Regions from separate parts of the Homo sapiens genome. Here region 1 is linked to region 2. The links are chromatin contacts, found by Hi-C or POLR2A ChIA-PET in ENCODE. All regions are on one chromosome and are shown on one strand. The core of a region is the stretch at or near the end of the contact, and the rest is flanking DNA. Distances in the headings are between cores, read along the strand shown.

Region 1 (2,700 bases), core at 60-2,559, 310 kb after region 2:
GCCAGAGTGGGCGCCAAGGCCGACTAGGCGCCGAGAGCGAGCAAGGGCTGTGAGGACTGCCAGCACGCTGTCCCCTCTCACTGGGTTGCTATTAAAAATGGGCGCTGAATATAAAAATTAACCGGGCGTGGTGGTGCATGTCTGTAAGTCCCAGCTACTCCGGAGGCTGAGGTGGGAGAATAGTTTGAGCCCGAGAGACTGAGGCTACGGTGAGCCGTGATTGTGCAACTGCACTCCAGCCTGGGCGACAGAGTGAGACCCAGTCTCAAAACAAAATCAAACACGGGCGCTGCCCTGGGCAGGGGAGGTCTGGGCACAGCTGTGCTGATGTGGGCAGTGGACAGGTGTCACGTGAGAGCCTGTGGCCAAGCCTAAGCTGCGGTTAAGGTGGGAGGCTGAAGGGTTTGGAGTGTGCACCACCCCGGACCACCTCTCAGTAGGAATGTGGCAATGCACTTCGGTGCTGGATTCCTACTTCTGGCTGTGTGATTTGCGACACGTTACCCCACGCACCTGTACCACAACTTCCTCATCTCCCAAATGGGATGACAGTAGTTAGCAAACCTCCCTGGACTGCTGTGAGCATTCTGCCAGAAAAATGTACTCCAAGCTCTTGAAGTAGGCCTGGCGTTTGGTTGGTGCTCAGTACATATTCAATGTTTCTGTCGCTGGCGTCATCACTGTGTTCATGGCAGAGCTCTGTGCCGCCAGGACTGGGCCGCCACCCAGACCTTCCTTTCCCGCCCCAGGGGTGAACTGTGGACAGGACCCTCTGGGGGGACTAGGCCAAGGCTCTCCCACCTCTGGGGACCCGCGCCCATGGGCCTCAGATATGTGGCTCGAGAAGGGGGAGTGGGGGCAGGGCCCCTGGAAAACCCCTCGAGGCCAGACCCACCACTCCCAATATCCGTAAGACCAGGGGCTTGAGTCTTTCCTGCAGACAGATGTGGGCAGGAACCCACCCGACTCCCAGCTACGTGGGGACGTGGACGAACTAACAGGACAAATTCTAGTTCCTGGACACCGCCCTCCCAGTATCCTCGCAATTAGACACCCATGCAGCGGCACTACACTGATCCGCACACGGAGATACACAGCGACATCCGCCCGCAAGAGCATGGTGGGTGCCGGAGCTCCCGGCTGTGGGCCCAGGAACTACATTTCCTAGAAGGATGTGCTAGATACTCGTTCGCGTCGGGACGCAAGCACCGGCCCGAACTCGCTCTAGGAAATGGAGTCTGACGCCTGCGCGGCGCAAACGCTCCCGGGAGGTGTAGTTTGCGCCTATTTCGCGCAGGCGCGCTTTCCCGCAGCGGCCGCCTGCTGCTCTTTGTGGCAGTCGCAGTCCTTTTGTGGGAGTCCGGTCTGTCCACTTGCCGGTCCCTCAGACCGTCGGCGGTCTCTGTCCGCTTCGGGACCTGTCCGCTGGTCGCTCCGCGTCCGATGGCTCCTGGCCGCGGAACCTTAGGCCTGGCCCTGGTCTCCGAGCGCGGGTTCGCCGGGAGGAGCGTGTGGCGGGGGTGTGCCGGGGCGTGAGTGCGCCGAGCATGGGGCTGAGCCTGGTGTGGGGAGTGGGTATCTGCGGAGCCGGCCTGAACCCCACCTCAGCCGGGCGCGGGGAGGGGGCTCCGTGCGTGTGATCGTGCAGCTGTGAGCGCGTGGCCGCCCCGCGGGGCTCCGCTGCAGGCCCCTCAGCCCCAGGAGCAGTACTCGCTCTTCAGGGCCTGCCCTGGATCCTGGAGGCTACACAGCTGCCCACTCCTCCTGGGGAGGCTGCCGTGGAGGCCATGGAGATCCCTGCCCCGGAGCCCGAGAAGACAGGTACAGCTTCACTCTTGTAGTCAGTATGTCTGTGGATTTGCACTTGAGGATATTGACACTCAGAGAGATCAGGCCAGTTTCCCAGAAGCATCCAGCATCTTTTTTTTTTTTTTTAAATGGAATCTCACTCTGTCACCCAGGCGGGAGTGGTGCAATGGCTTGATCTCCGCTCACTGCAACCTCTGCTTCCCGGGTTCAAACTATTCTCCCGCCTCAACCTCCCAAGTAGTTGGGATTGCAGGCGCGCGCCACCACGCCCGGCTAATGTTTGTATTTTTAGTAGAGACGGGGTTTTGCCATGTTTCCCAGGCTGGTCTTAAGCTCAAGCGATCCGCCCGCCTCGGCCTCCCAAAGTGCTGGGATTACAGGCGTGAGCCATCGCTCCTGGCCTCCTGCTTCTTTCTTCCCCGCGCCCAATCATTTGTTCCCACTCAGACGTGCTTGATTGGGGGTAGCAGCTCTTTTCGTCATGAATTGGAGTGTCTGAGACACAGGCAGATTATTCCTCGATGCTGTTTCTGTTGGTGCTAGCTACTGGGGCTCGTTCCCCACCTGGCCTTGCTGGCAGGTTCTGCCTCCTCTCTGATTCTCACTTGTGCCACGACAGGTGGGCTTTAAGCTCAGCCGTGAGCCTGGTAGCCGTGACCTTGACTCATTTCTCCTTCGCCAGCTCTTTCCTCTCAGGATCCTGCTCTTTCCCTGAAAGAGAATCTCGAGGATATATCGGGTTGGGGTCTTCCCGAAGCCAGGTCCAAGGTGAGTGGCTGTGTGTTCTTCCTTCTTTATGAAGAGGGTTGGCACATTCCCTCCCCAGCCCTGGATCGTCAGCCTTCCACAGACCTTCACCCGGGTACCTGCTGGCCAGTCCTCAGGAAGCTC
Region 2 (2,700 bases), core at 160-2,659:
GCCACGTTGCCCAAGCTGGTGTGGAACTCTTGAGCTCAGGTGATCCGCCTGCTTCGGCCTCCCAAAGTACTGGGGTTACAGGCGTGAGCCACAGGGCCCGGCCCACTATTTTTATCACTCAAGATTTTCGTCTACAGCAGCTATTATTGGGGTGGCTACCCAGTGGAAAATTTTTCTATTTCCACTATTCCTTCCACATTTATTGACAGGAAAGCTAGTCTAAGGAAGAGCTGTACCCTCACTTACTCAGACCCTCGTTTTCCTTTTTTTTTTTTTTTTTTTTGAGACGGAGTCTCACTCTGCCGCCCAGGCTAGAGTGAAAGTGGTGCTATCTCGGATCACTGCAGCCTGGAACTCCTGGACTCAGGTGATCCTTCCACCTCAGCCTCCCGAGTAGCTCGGACCACAGGCGCCCGCCACCACGCGGCTAATTAAAAATAATTTTGGGCCCGGCGCGGTGGCTCATGCCTGTAATCCCAGCACTTTGGGAGGCCGAGGCGGGCAGATCAATTGAGGCCAGGAGTTTGATACCAGCCTGGCCAACATGGTGAAACCCCGTCTCTACCAAAAATATAAAAATTAGCCGGGCGTGGTGGTGGGCGCCTGTAATCCCAGTTACTCGGGTGGGTGAGCCAGGAGAATCGCTTGAATCCGGGAGGCAAAGGTTGCAGTGAGCTGAGATCGCGCCACTGCACCCCAGCCTGGGAGACAAAGCGAGACACCGCCTCAAAAAAAAAAAAAAAAAGAAAGAAAATTTGTAGATACTGGGCTCTCACTATGTTAGCCAGGCTGGTCTCGAACTCCTGGGCTCAAGTAATCCTCCTGACTCGACCTCCCAAAACTCTGGGATTACAGGCGCAAGCCACCGTGCCCGGCCGAACCACCGTGCCCGGCCGAACCCTCCCTGTTTTGGAAATCCTGTATTAGCAAAGGGGACAGCGCCAGACAGTTGAGCACACGCGTTCTTTATAAATGATGATGTCTGATACAGTGATGCTTTTAACAGGGTTGTGTAACGCCTGTGTGTGCACGGTCTCTTCTGCAGTGTCCACCGAAGGTGGCCCGTCTGCGTGTCCGCTCCCGGCGTACTCCGCGCTCCCTGTTCCCGGCATTCCCCGCGCTCCCCGAGCTTCCCGCGCTCCCCTGCTCCCGGCATTCCCGGTGCTTCCCGTTCCCGGCGCTCCTCGCGGCCGCCGCCCTCAGTCCAGCGAGCCCCGCCTGGGCAGCGACTGTTAGCGCGACCGCGGCCTGGGCGCCTGGTCCCTCCCGCGCGGCCGCGCTATTGGGCCGCGCGCGGCGGACACACGCGCTACGCGCCGCCGATTGGCGGCCTCCGCAGCGCGCTCTGCGGCTCCCCCAATGCGGGGCGGCCGCGCGCGGGGATTGGCCGCACGCCGCGAAGGCCCGCCCTCCGCTCGCCCGGCGCGGCAGGCGGGTGCCGGCGACCGGAGAGCCTGGACAGGCTTTCCAGATGGCTGCGGCGGTCGGTCGGTGAGGCTTTCCCGGCTGTGGTTTGGCTGCGGGCGGCTTGGGCAGCCCGCGGGCGCCTCAGGTAGGTGCGGGGCGCGAGGGGCGCCCGCGGGCGGTTGGGCGGGCGCCGCGGCCTGCGCGAGGGCGCGCCCTTCCCTCCCGCCTCCCTCCGGGACCGAGGCCGCGGGCGGGGCGGGGGCGCGGAGCCCGGCCTTTGTGAGGCAACATGGCCGCGGGCGGTGGAGAGCGCGGGGTGGGGACGCCTCCGGGGCTGGGGGGCGGGCCCCGGGCCCAGGCGTTGCCGACTCTCGTCGCTGTCCGCCCGGGTAAAGAGGCTCCTCTCCCGGAGGGCCCGAAGCCTAGCATCGCCTTCAGGCGGGAAAGGTGTGGACAGGGCCAGTGCTCGCCTGGGACCCTGCCGGCTTTAACACAGTTTGGGAAATCCAAGAAGTCGCCTAAGTCTTTTTGTCCACAGAATGCTCACGGGTTGAGTGTCACGTAGATAATTGGGATACGGTTTTATTGTAACAATGAGCATGGCGGAAATAAATGGAAGGTGGCAACCTGTTGACAGTGATGCCTGTCTGGTGTCAACCGATGGACTTGGGTTTCTTGTGGCAGGAGTCTGATTTGCCTTTTTGCATGCTTGCATGTACCTTGTTCCTGCACGGCAGTCCTGTCTTTGGCTGTCGACTGTTCGAGGCCAACCACCAGGCGAGGATCCACTGTTTCCTGGCCAGACTAGACTCCCAGCTGTGGGAGTGGCCCAAACCCTGCTGCAGGCCTTCACTCACAAAAGGGAGTGAATGGCCAGCCCGGGGTACCCAGTGTTGCCTCTAAGTGCGGGATATGAGGCCTGTTGGAGGATGACAAAAGGAACGGATGAGGTCATACTGCCGCTGGGTTGGGCGGGAGGCTGCAGCGGGAGAGACTTGACCAAAAGGCAGCCTCCATGGCGCTGGCACTGGTGCTGGCCCGTCACAGCCAGTGCCTCTGTTAGCCAACACAGCAAGTGGGCTAGGAGGAAGGGTGCTGTCCAAGTGTACGGGTTTTCTCCCCGTGCCAAGGGTCCAGGGGAGCTTGCCGTGAGCCCGTTCCTGTCCGATAGTCCTGTTGGCAAGGCAGGGTTTGCATGCGGTGTTTGGTCAGCTGGAGCAGTGGGGAGGCCTACGGGCAGAGAGCTCCCCTTTGAGCCCTTTGCGGCCAGGCGCTGTGTGGAGCACTTCCCAG

What was found. A loop is a pair of places that touch in the nucleus more often than their neighbours do. ChIA-PET counts read pairs that join two places held with the same protein, here RNA polymerase II (POLR2A). Pooled maps may share reads with other maps.
Region 1: a pooled map shows a loop between it and region 2 (5-fold over the local background). The contact joins the promoter of ZNF74 here to the promoter of DGCR8 in region 2. A Hi-C loop is called at or near these places in 6 of 50 pooled maps. POLR2A ChIA-PET finds 5 or more read pairs at or near these places in 2 of 52 experiments (H1 and activated CD4-positive, alpha-beta T cell).

What each region holds. Positions count from the first base shown.
Region 1 is chr22:20,392,842-20,395,541 of GRCh38, forward strand. It overlaps ZNF74 (zinc finger protein 74), which reads left to right and starts at 1,310. Exons shown (of 5, transcript NM_003426.4): 1 at 1,310-1,821; 2 at 2,492-2,577. The coding sequence starts at 1,788. RefSeq lists enhancers at 420-1,409, 811-880, 1,351-1,490.
Region 2 is chr22:20,078,832-20,081,531 of GRCh38, forward strand. DGCR8 (DGCR8 microprocessor complex subunit) reads left to right here and starts at 1,410. Exons shown (of 14, transcript NM_022720.7): 1 at 1,410-1,552. RefSeq lists a silencer at 1,289-1,908 and an enhancer at 2,169-2,228.